Linked DNA regions of Homo sapiens: all the other regions are linked to region 2. Evidence: chromatin contacts called from ENCODE Hi-C or POLR2A ChIA-PET data. All regions are on one chromosome and are shown on one strand. The core of a region is the stretch at or near the end of the contact, and the rest is flanking DNA. Distances in the headings are between cores, read along the strand shown. Region 1 overlaps KIAA1755. Region 2 has its middle 61 kb from the start of RPRD1B. Region 3 overlaps TTI1 (TELO2 interacting protein 1). Region 4 has its middle 19 kb from the start of TGM2.

What was found. A loop is a pair of places that touch in the nucleus more often than their neighbours do. ChIA-PET counts read pairs that join two places held with the same protein, here RNA polymerase II (POLR2A). Pooled maps may share reads with other maps.
Region 1: a loop to region 2 is called in a pooled map, with 3 times the contacts of the local background. The contact joins two enhancer-like sites. A Hi-C loop is called at or near these places in 4 of 50 pooled maps. POLR2A ChIA-PET finds 5 or more read pairs at or near these places in 8 of 52 experiments (AG04449, Caco-2, GM10248 and 5 more).
Region 3: a map with no recorded cell type shows a loop between it and region 2 (14-fold over the local background). The contact joins two enhancer-like sites. A Hi-C loop is called at or near these places in 6 of 37 single-sample maps with no recorded cell type and 7 of 50 pooled maps. POLR2A ChIA-PET finds 5 or more read pairs at or near these places in 1 of 52 experiments (OCI-LY7).
Region 4: a map with no recorded cell type shows a loop between it and region 2 (7-fold over the local background). The contact joins two enhancer-like sites. A Hi-C loop is called at or near these places in 1 of 168 maps with a recorded cell type or tissue (heart right ventricle), 4 of 37 single-sample maps with no recorded cell type and 3 of 50 pooled maps. POLR2A ChIA-PET finds 5 or more read pairs at or near these places in 5 of 52 experiments (BJ, GM12878, Panc1 and 2 more).

The regions. Positions count from the first base shown.
Region 1 is chr20:38,219,647-38,222,505 of GRCh38, reverse strand. It overlaps KIAA1755, which reads left to right. Exons shown (of 14, transcript NM_001029864.2): 10 at 1-57; 11 at 2,738-2,859. Among named protein-coding and RNA genes, the nearest start is that of KIAA1755, 40 kb to the left of the region's middle. Within about 2 kb of position 1,250, at least 2 of the 41 ENCODE cell types and tissues checked have a DNase peak (open chromatin) inside an H3K27ac peak, as active enhancers do.
Region 2 is chr20:38,093,216-38,095,945 of GRCh38, reverse strand. No RefSeq gene overlaps it. Among named protein-coding and RNA genes, the nearest start is that of RPRD1B, 61 kb to the right of the region's middle. RefSeq lists a silencer at 73-132. Within about 2 kb of position 1,450, at least 20 of the 41 ENCODE cell types and tissues checked have a DNase peak (open chromatin) inside an H3K27ac peak, as active enhancers do.
Region 3 is chr20:37,989,184-37,991,979 of GRCh38, reverse strand. The region is part of intron 7 of TTI1 (TELO2 interacting protein 1); the gene reads left to right. Among named protein-coding and RNA genes, the nearest start is that of TTI1, 43 kb to the left of the region's middle. RefSeq lists an enhancer at 1,316-1,395. Within about 2 kb of position 1,284, at least 24 of the 41 ENCODE cell types and tissues checked have a DNase peak (open chromatin) inside an H3K27ac peak, as active enhancers do.
Region 4 is chr20:38,182,644-38,185,652 of GRCh38, reverse strand. No RefSeq gene overlaps it. Among named protein-coding and RNA genes, the nearest start is that of TGM2, 19 kb to the right of the region's middle. Within about 2 kb of position 1,437, at least 2 of the 41 ENCODE cell types and tissues checked have a DNase peak (open chromatin) inside an H3K27ac peak, as active enhancers do.

The DNA of each region.
Region 1 (2,859 bases), core at 1-2,500, 130 kb before region 2:
CACCCTGGCCAGGCTGCAGCATGATGCCAGCAGGCTGGACTTCAGCCCTGATGTCAGGTACAGACGTCCAGGCCTTTCCTCTTCCACCCCATCCTGTTTCTGGCCCAGGAGCTTGGAGCTGGGACCACACCACCTAGGGCACACATAGCTGAGCCCCGAGGGCGCCCAGCTTTGCAGTAGTTGCAGGGCCTGTATCCCAGGCTGACGCCTGGTCACAGAAACCTGCCCTGAGCCCTGGCAATTTCCTCGCCCCTTCTCTGCTTTCCCTCCTTCAGCCCCAGCCATCTTGAGCCTGGGATGGGCATCAGAGGATGTCGCCTACCCATTTCTGGTCACCCTTTTGGAAAAGCACTTTCTCTGACCCACACACCACGCTGAACCCCTGCAAGAGCCTGCCTCATTTATTTCTGGCAAGAACCCTGTGAGGTCCACATTGTCCATTTGGCTGATGGGTAACTGAGGCTCAGCGAAGGGAAATAGCAGCTAGACAGCGGCTGGTAAGGGATTTGAAGCCAGGCCTTCTGGGCATTTAACCCCTACCCGGCCCTGCCTTTCCCGGTAGGCTGCTCAGACACACTTGTGAGAACCTCATGGTGTCTCAGGGGTCTCAGAGCCAGAATAAATTATAGACATTCCTGGAAAGTCCCAGCTTTCTTAAATTTAGGGGGTGGGGAAAAGTCAGTCATTAAATTGGTCAGTAATTGCAAGTATTTTCACCCTCTTAGAACACAGCTACTTATATTCAAAGTCAAGGGCTGGTATGCATGAGCTTTTAAGAACATTTTGTTTACAGAACCAAGACCTAAATAGCACTTTGTATGTGTCCAGCATTTTTCTCAGGGATTTACAAATACCAGCTCACTTAATTCACTCCGAGGTAGCTGCAGATATTATGCCTATTTTACAGTGGAGGAACCTGAGGCTCAGAGAAGGTAAGTGATTAGTCCAGGGTCACATAGCTGGGATGTGGTGGGGCCCGGACTTGAATCCAGGCAGTCTGGTCCCAGAATCTTGAACACACCACCCAGAGCTGCACTAGACTTGAGAGCAGGCTTACACAGATGGACGCACGGGCAGCACTGGTATGGGGTCATCTCCCTGCCCCTCAGTGCCTGGTGGGGGTTGGCACTGCCTTTCTCAGCCTCTTCCACCCTTACCTGCCCCACCAGCCCAGGCCCCTCCTGTCCATCCGAGGCCCCGCAGACCCGCAGCTACCAGCATCTCCAGCAGGGGTCACTGTGGTCCCACATGAGCTGCTGTGGGCGTTTGTTCTGCAGCGGGTCCCTGCAGCCCCTAGGCTGTCCCCGTCCCTCCGTCCCTCCCTCTCCAGGCAGGCAGAGATTTTCTATCCTATTCACGCACCCTGGGCCACACCTCTTCCCTGCAAGGGTGGCAACCCGTGGGGAGCTGCAGTCAGATGGGGAGGCTGAGGTAGAGCAAAGCACCCTCCAGGAAGTCAAAAGCTTTTCTTCCATCTTCTCTCTTCCATTTTCCCTCTGAAGGCAGAGGAGGGCAGAGCAGGGTTGGAGATTCCTCCCTTCACACAAATATCACCATGCCTGAAATCCCATCCACACTTCTTCCTTAGTGACTTGTGGCTTTGAGCATTTTTTAAAATTATGTGCAGAAACAGCCCTGGGTGGGGTTCCAACTCAGGTTGTCATCTGCAAGTCGATTCCCCTCCCTTGACCTCAGTTTTCCCATCTGTGAAATGGAGGCAGGGCCGGCAGGCATGTTGCAGCTACTTCCCACCATTGCAATAGAAATAGCACGGACCTGACAAACATCGTGCGCTGGGCACTGTGTTAAGTGTTTTGCACGCATGAGCGCTGGTTCTCTGCCCTGGCTGTCCCTGGAACCGCCTGAGGTGCTTTAGAAAGCATCAGTGTCTCAGCCGGGCGTGGTGGCTTATGCCTATAATGCCAGCACTTTTGGAGGCTGAGGCAGACAGATCACCTGAAGTCAGGAGTTCAAGACCAGCCTGGCCAATATGTGAAACCCTGTCTCTACTAAAAATACAAAAATTAGCCCGGCATGGTGGTGCGTGCCTGTAATCCCAGCTACCCAGGAGGCTGAGGCAGGAGAATCGTTGGAACCCAGGAGGCAGAGGTTGCAGTGAATGGAGATCGCGCCACTGCACTCTAGCCTGGGTGACCAGCCTGGGTGACAGAGTGAGACTCCGTCTCAAAAAAAAAAAAAAAAAAAAAAGGGAAACATCAGTGTGTTGGTTGCACTCAGAGTCTGACTTTGTTGGCCTGGGGCAGGGCACTAAGATTTGTTAAAGCTCCCAGGGCAGGTTATAATGTATAGCTAGAGTTGAGGGCCAGGGCGTTAGATCATTTAATCCTTACAACCATGCTATGAAGTGGGTTCTGTGATTATCTCCACCTCACAGAATAAAAAGCAGAGACATAGAAAGGTTGAGAAATTTGCACAGAGCCTCCTACTAGAAGGCAGCAGAGCTGGGCTTTGAACCCAGATCTGTCCGGCCAGCTTCATTCCCTTCTAGGGAAGGGGGAGGGTCAGTTCACTTCCTACTGTGTTCTCTTGTCCTCCCAGTCCCATGGAAGACCAAGGCTGAGGCCCTTGGTGAAGGGCCTGCCCACAGTCACACAGCAAGTTAGCTGGAAACCCAGGCTGGGGCCACAGAGATGGAGGGGCAGGCCTATGCGGGACAGAAGTACAGCAGGGTGAAGAGGGCAACAGAGGCCTTTTCTCACCTCCGCCCACCTCCCAGGAGCCATCTGGCTGCAGCCACTGCCTTGTACAGCCTTGTGGACGAGCAGCTTCATGTTCTGGTCACCGCTTCCAACAGCCTCCTGGGGAAGCTGGAGCTCCGTGTCCGCCTGGGCCGCCTGG
Region 2 (2,730 bases), core at 201-2,700:
ATTAAAGGTCCTAAAATGAATCATGTGTGTGTAACCACCATAGTACACAGGCAGGATTGGGGAACTGCAATCGCAAAGCAACTTTGTCTCCTATGTCCCTTGAAATCCAATTTGTGGGGCTAATGTATCCTGTAACTCTCAAAGAAAAACCCAGGCCTCCATAACTTCTCTAGTCATTTTTATTTAAAAAAATTCCTGTAGTCACACTTAAAGTGTAAAAACAGTCTCATTTCAGAGATGTAAATGTGCAAGCCCATGTTACAATCAAAATAGCCTATCATGTGAAGGTGACCTCTCTGGGTCTGCTGGGGGCGAGAGGCCAGCATCTGGGAAGGGAGGCCAGCATCCGGGAAGGGAGGCCTCCCTTGTTTACCGTTTCTGACCCTTCCAGGGACACAGCAGTGGGAGTGAAGCAGCAGCAAGAGACAGTCCTTAAGGTCTGGTGGTGGTGACTGGGCGCTGCTGGGCAAAAGTTTAACAAAGTTTAACAGCTTCCTTCCCCCATGGGCTCCTCAGATGCTCCTTGGAGTGGTTCCTCCCCTCCCTTCCCCCAGTCTCCCATCCTCATCTCCCATCACCTGGGGTCTCTTGGGGTGAGGGTTTCTCCCTGGCTCTTTGCTCTACTCCTTCCTCAGCACTGTGAGTCTGAAGTTCGCCTCCTTGAAACCCCGGGCCTCTTGCCCAGGCTCTATCACCCCAGGATGCAGGCCAGTTCTTCTACATGCATGCTCTGCCCTGACAAACTCTAGGAGTGGAGTCTGCACCCAGCCTCTCCCTTGCTTCGTCATCAAACACTTAGCCAGCACTGGCATCTCATCCTTCAGACTTTTCCAGGCAGGGGTCTGTTTAATCCACCAGATCAGGGACACATACTAAGCTCCATGGAGGCCCTTTCCCCTAATCTTGAGATAAAGTGTAGGTGGCACCCACTGCTCCCACTAGGGAGATGCCAAACACACCAATGGCCCTTTTCAAATAATTCTCATCCCAAATCCTCTTCCTTTACCTCTTAACTCCTGACTCTTTTCATACCCTTAAAGTGGGTGAGGGGGGTTGAGGATGACAGGTTTTTGACCACTCTGTTGTAAATGCTGCAGATGGTCTAGCCATGTGGTCTCTATTACTCCTTCCAGCAGACATCTATTTTAATCTTGTTACATGTGTTTATAAATACCTGCATTCATTATTTAACATAGTAACAGCCACCACTGAGTCCCTAATTTGTACCAAAGCACTAGGCCCTTTTTACAAACATCTCAGTTATTAACAAGTATGTTGGTAACTACTTTCTTTCCTAAGAATTTGTATAGTGAGTATTTTAAAATCTATGGAGTACATTATTCAGGTACTGAGTTTATTAAGATTCTCAGTAGGAAGAAATATTCTGAAAACCTAGTCACAGGACTTCAGAGGTTACGTAATCAACCCTACTCATTTCCTGTAAGAAGCAGCTGAGGTCCCCAAGGGCTGAGTGACTTGCCCAAGGTCATCATAGTGAGAGGAGATGAGAAGATATGAGTTTTCACTCATCACAGCTGCCTCTTATTCACAAAAAATACTAGATAAATGGCCTGCTAATTTTAATATTTATCAAACCAATGGTAGAAATGAATTTTTAATGCAAAATAACTATTTGAGTCTAAAAAAAGTGAACACACTGGGCTTTCAACACTACATAAAGCTGTATGAATCCCAACCTACTGTACAGGAGAATGGATTCTTAATTGAATCTGTGCCTCAGAGTGGAAGCATGATTTTTAAATGGAAAATCCTACAGAGGTAGCAGTGAGCGATGAGCTTTAGCCAGATGAATTATTCCAGGAGAAAGTAAAAGAGGAAACCATGCTAGCAAATGGCTTTTTCTTAAAGATCCCAAATAAACCAAATATGAATTTTGTGCAGTGAACTACTGTGTTTACTCCCATCTTCCCGGTCGTGGCACTGTCTCCTGTGCCCCGATCTTTAGACTATGGTCTCCAGGGTTTCCTATGTATACACAGCACAATGGTGATACTATTCATTTCTCTAACAAATAGTACTGCGTGCCCAGGATATACCATCCAGAGTTCTCAGACTTCAGTCCCATATGCTTCTTATGCAGCACAACAATCGTAGCTTTTAGGGCTCGCAGAAAACCTAGAGATAATTTAGTCCAATACTACATTTTGCAGGTAAGAAAGCTGAGGCTGGCTGTGGTGGCTCATGCCTACAATCCTAGCACTTTGGGAGGTCAAGGCGGGAGGATTGCTTGAGCCCAAGAATTCGAGACAAGCCTAGACAACATAGTGAGTCCCTATCTCTAAAAAAAGTCAAGAAAAGAAAAAAATTGGCCAGGCGTGGGTAGATGCCTGTAGTCCTAGCTCCTTGAGAGGCTGAGATAGGAGGATAGCTTGAGACGAGGAGATTGAGGCTGCAGTGAGCTAAGGTTGCACCAGCCTGGGCAAGAGTTAGATCCTGTCTCAAAAAGAAAAAAAAAAAAAAAAAAAAAAAAAAGAAAGAAAAAACTGAGGCCCAGAGAGGAAAATACCTTGCCCAGGAAGGTGACACAGAGAGTTAATGGCTCTAGTCACAAAGGATAAGCATTTTGACAGATTCATGGACTCTTGGGTAGCTCCATCTTCAGCTCTGAAGACCTCAAAGTCATTTTGTAGCCTGAAGTGCTAATTAAACCAGAAGAATCATGGACTTACTATTTATAGGGAGGAGTGAAGAAATTAGACCATGAAATCT
Region 3 (2,796 bases), core at 35-2,534, 100 kb after region 2:
TGGCCATGTGACCTTGAGCAAATGATTTAGCTTCATTTCATTTTCTTCCTCTGTAAACTGGGGGTGATGAAAACTCCATTCTCATAGGGTGCTTGTGGATGAATCACGTTAGTATGTCCAAGGAGTCTCCAGGTACTGTTCTAGGGACTGGAATTAGAGGGAACAAGATAGGGGCCTCTACCCTCTGCTTATGTTCTGAAGGTATATTTACATCTGTGTACACACCTATGTGGGGTACATGTATGTAAATTTCCCAAATATGTTATACATGATGTGTATGTTACTCATACACATAGACACTGGCCACAGAATTTCTAGTTGTAAGCCTGCTTCATCCTTACTAAAATCTGAACTGGGGATTTCACCTCAAAAGGATCTTTTTCATGTTAATTGTGCCACCACTGTTTGCAGAAGTCAGGACCGGGTTTGAAGGTTCATTTACAGACTGACTTCCCTGCTCTCTTTCTAGCAGTAGGATCCCATCCCATCAAAGAACCAGCTGGTGCCTTCAAACCCTGGACGAACACAGACCGGCACAGGCTCATTCATTTCATCCCTGTCAGAGCCCCAACTCCTCTCTTTACCCACACATGAGCCTATTATATTTGAACGGATGAGGAGCCACAGAGGTGATCCATTAGTTCAGCTGAGCTTGAAATTAGTAGCTCATCCCCTTAAATGGTGTGGGCAGTTTGGCTGAGCTTGGACTGCAAAGCTGTTCCCCCTTGGATTGCACCCAGCATGGAAATGAGGACACACCTAATATTTTTTCCTTTTGACACTTGATTAATAGTTGACAAATCCAAACCCAAGTAGTTAGCTTTCCTATTATCCATCTTTTGACAGGCATTGCTGGTTTTCTTTTTGAGTCCCATTGTTCTAAAAATACACTCAGATCTGGAGCTGTTCACTGTGCATATATAGGCCTGATTTCATGGTGTCAAAGATAAGAGACATCTGGCAGGCAGATTACAAACAAAGTGGGTTGCTGGGTTTCAGAACTGAAGGCAGGGACCTCTGGGCTACTTAAATCTACTTAAATTCAGTGCTGCCAATTCTGTCCCTTCTTCCTTGGTGTTGTCATGTCACTGATAACCTGCCAGGGTCAACCATCTTACCACCCGGTAGGAAAGCCAAGCGTGGGGTGTGTGTGCACAGTGCATGCCGTGCCAGGTTGGGAGCAGAATGTTCTCGATGACAGATCGAGCCTGGTCGCAGCACCGCCTGCACAAAGTGGGTTTTGGTCATCAGAGGCTGTGGTCGACCACAGGGTAGTCATTTCCTCATTCTGCAGGCTCTGTCATCCCTCTCGAACACCTCAGAGGCGTGGAAGTAAATGTTGTCTCAGTACTGAGTAAATAAAGTAGCCAGGGAGATGATCTCTATTTGTCTTATTGTATAGATGTATTTTAAAAGATTTTTATTGGGTCTCTTATGATGAGCCAAGTGCTGTGTTGAGAGTTGAAGATTTTCAGAGATAACTACCAAGGCCTCACATTGTTGTTCAATAACAAGATAACCTTGGCAAATTAATTCACTTCTCAAAGTCTCTGTTTTCTCATCTATAAGACCGAAAAAAGCATGTATGTTATTTTGCTTATTTCACCTACTACAATGACGACAAGGATTCAGTAAAGTCAGGTAGCACAAAATACCACCACAGAGTAAAAGTCACTAAATAGTAGTTGTGAATCATTATTTAAATTTCTTCTTATTCCGAAAATGACTTGGAACATCTTATAAATTGTTTGCAACAAAGAAAAAAGGAAGGAAGTGAAGAAATTTTTTAAATGGAAAAATAACAGCAAAAACAAGATGAGACCGAGTTGAGGTTAATATAGACAATACAGTTAGAGCCCTGCACCCTTGCTAGAGAGGAGCTTTCAGAGTGGCTCTGTGCTTCCTGACAGACAGCAAAGAGGAAAATGGTACAGGAAGTACCTGAATAAGAGTTTTTAAAAAGAAAAGGAAAGAAAGCTTTTCAGAAAGAAGCATGGCTTTCCTTATTACTGACGCTTGAGGAAAATTTCTCTGTGGGTCATCTTAAAAGAACACTGGGTACTGTTGTGACTAATATCCTCAACGTCCTTGCAGTAAATACAGAAGGACATTTCCTAGAGCTGTTTCTGAAGGCATCCGTGAGTGGAGGCTGCTGGCTTAGTGCCAGAGCACAGGTTACAGGAAAACAGTTCAGGCAGGAGGTGGGCAAGCCTACCTAGGCTGCTATGAAGATGTCTTTATCTTCAAGGGTACATACCTTCCAGGGAGGGGCAGGAAACAATGTGGCCCGAGAGTGCAGCCAGCTGGGGGAAAGGTCCGAGTCAGCCCTCATAGTGCTCAGCACAGAATGCCACTTTGAAATCTGTGCCCAATACACTGTCGTGGGATCTAGGCTTGCAGGGTTCCTGGAGGCAGGAGAACTGGCCAGATGGAAAGGGCTGCTTTTAAATCTCGCCCCAGTGGGATGTAAACCCTCCTAGATTCTGGCTTATTTTTGAATTGTCTATAACAGATTGGACCTCTCAGCGCCATATCCTTTTAAATATGCACAAAGCAATGGAATCATTCCTCTGCATTTATGATACTTTATCTTGTGGCACTTCAGAGGTATGGTTAGCATCATTTGCTTCTACTGGTGTTTACGGTTTTAAGTCCTGCCCATGTTGCATTTAAATATTTTTGATATGGGTCTCTGTGTGAGTATGCATGTTGGCGTTAGATCGATAGATGAATGGTTTTGAACAGGTAAACATAGTTAAGTCAAACGAGCATGTATAGCTGCAAAGGTAATTGGTA
Region 4 (3,009 bases), core at 188-2,687, 90 kb before region 2:
GATTTGTATCCAGAGTATATAAGGAAGCTTTGCAACTCATATACATAATAAAATGTAAGGGGCCAGGTGCAGTGGCTTACACCTGTAATCCCAGCACTTTGGGAGGCCAAGGCAGGTGGATCACTTGAGGTCAGGAGTTTGAGACCAACCTGGCCAACATGGTGAAACCCCATCTCTACCAAAAATACAAAAATTAGCTGGGCATGGTGGCTGGCACCTGTAGTCCCAGCTACTGGGTAGGCTGAGGCATGAGAATCACCTGAACTCGGGAGGTGGAAGTTGCAGTGAGCCGAGGGTGTGCCACTGCACTCCAGCCTGGGCAACAGAGTGAGACTCTGTCTCTAAATAAATAAATAAAAGTCAAATAACCTAAAAATGGGCAAAGGATTTGAAGAGATATTTCTCCAAAGAAGACATGCAAATGGCCAGTAAGCACATGAAAAGATGTTCAGCATCTTCAGTCATTAGGGAAATGTCTATCTAAACCATGAAATATGACTTCATACCCACTAGACTGGCTCTAACGAAAATGAGAGACAACATTAAGTTTTGGCGAGGATATGGAACAATTGGAAATTCATACATTGCTAGTGGGAATGTGAAATCGTGCAACAACTTTGGAAGGCGGTTCGGTAGTCCCTGAAAAAGTTAAACATTGAGTTACCATGTGATCCAGCAATTCCACTTCTAGGTATATAGATCCAAGAGAAATGTTTTTTTCTCTGCTAAAAATTCCTTTATTAGAGAAGAAGAGGAAGACAAGTACCAGGAGATAACCAACAATAACTCCCACCACCACCCTTTTCTTTTTTTTTTTCTTTCGTTTTTTTTTTTTTTTGTATTGATATGGAGTCTCACTCTGTCACCCAGGCTGTAGTGCAGTGGTGTGACCTTGGCTCACTGCATCCTCCGCCTCCTGGATTCAAGCAATTCTCATACTTCAGCCTCCTGAGTGTCTGGGATTGACTACAGGCATGTGCCACCAGGTCCAGCTAATTTTTTTGTATTTTTAATAAAGACGGGGTTTCACCATGTTGGCCAGGCTGGTCTCGAACTCCTGACCTCAGGTGATCCACCCGCCTCGGCCTCCCAAAGTGCTGGGATTACAGGCATGAGCCACCACGCCCGGCCTCTTTTTCAAACAGAAGTAGTCCAATCCGGCAAAAATATCAATCCTTGGATTTGGAGACCAAACTCGTAACAGGCTTCTCTGACTTTCCCAGACATCTTCCATCCACACATAGACGGAGCCAGAGACTGTAATAAATCAATGTCAGGGGGAGGAAACGCCAAGATTGATGACACATGTGTCAGAATGTCTGAGTAAATTCCTGACTTTTCACCTGAGTGAGCTCTTGGAGGAGTAAACTGTTCTGCTGGCCAAAGGCAGGCGGCAATATCAAAACTCCACGTACACGCTCCAGTTGACTGAATACCATGAAGCGTTCTCAGCACAACAATATAGAAAAACTTCAAAGGAAGGATTCTTCCTCCAAATTCCACCAGTTACATCACTTGGGCCTGAAACCATCTTGTTAGACTACATGTTGAGGCTCGTCATTCTAGATTTGTTTGGTGCTGTCTTTGCATTCAAGTCTTGTTTTCCAGAAGAAATGCAGGCACAATCCAATTGCAATTTTATCATCATGCTTTTTGGATGTTACAGTAAGCCTCCATTCCCCTTCCTTCTCCTTCCCAAGTACCACTACAGCCTGCTCGGCCCCCGACCAACACCCCAACTTTCACTGACACAAGCCTCCCCAAGAGAAATTAAAATATACATCCGCACAAAAACACGTACACAAATGTTCACAGTATCATTATTCACAAGAGTTTAAAAGTGGAAACAAGCCAGGCTCAGTAGCCCACGACTGTAATCCTAACACTTTGGGAGGCTGAGGCAGGAGGATCGCTTCAGCCCAGGAGTTTGAGATCAGGTTAGGCAACATAGCGAGACCTTGTCTCTACAATAAAATAAAATAAGATAAAATTAGCCAAGTGTGGTAGCACGCATCTGTAGTCCCAGCTACTCAGGAGGCTAAGGGGGGAGGATCGCTTGAGCCCAGGAGGTTGAGACTGCAGTGAGCTGTGATTGTGCCACTGCACTGCAGCCTGGGCTACAGAACAAGACCCTGTCTCTAAAAATAAAATAAAAGTGGAGAGTACCCGAATGTCTATCAGCTGATGAATGGATAAATAAAATGCGGTATATTCATATAACAGAACATTATCCAGTAATAAAAAGAAATACAATTCTGATATGTGCCACGACATGGATGAACCTTGAAAACATTATGCTAAGTGAAAGAAGGCAGCCACAAAAGATAACATATTGTATAATTTGATTTATATGAAATGCCCAGAATAAGTAAACCTATAAAGATAGGAAATAGGTTCACGGTTGCCTAGGAGTGGGGAGAGAGGTAAGGAATTGACTCCTAATGGGCATGAAATTTCTTTTTGGGGTGAAGAAATGTTCCAAAATTAGATGATGATGATAGATCTACAACTTTGTGAATACACTAAACGTCAAATTGTACACTTTAAACATGGTATGTTCATTATGTCTCAGTAAAACTATTTAAATAAACAAAAAAAAATGAATTCTTGACTTATAAGTTCCATGGTAGAGATTTAGTCTAAGGAAATAGTTGCCAACAGGCTCAAAGATGTAGCTTATATCACCCAGAGTGCAGGTGCAGGACACAGAAACCACATTCACTACTTTCAACATAGGGAGATTTAATGCGAGAAGTTGTGTTCTTGCAAAATCATGGAAAATTCTGAAGCAAGGGACCTGGGCTTCTAGGAGCGATTCTTAGAATGTCACCGCTAAACTGGCCTGCCCAGGAAAGCTGCTGCCTCTGCCACCACCCAGAAGCTTGGGAACTATTGTCTTCAGGAGTTTGTCACCTTAGCTTCACTCCAGCCATCAGATGCGGCTGATGCCCCATCACCACTTCTCAACACCCAAGAGTTGGTGACCAGGCACTGTAGACACACCTGTGG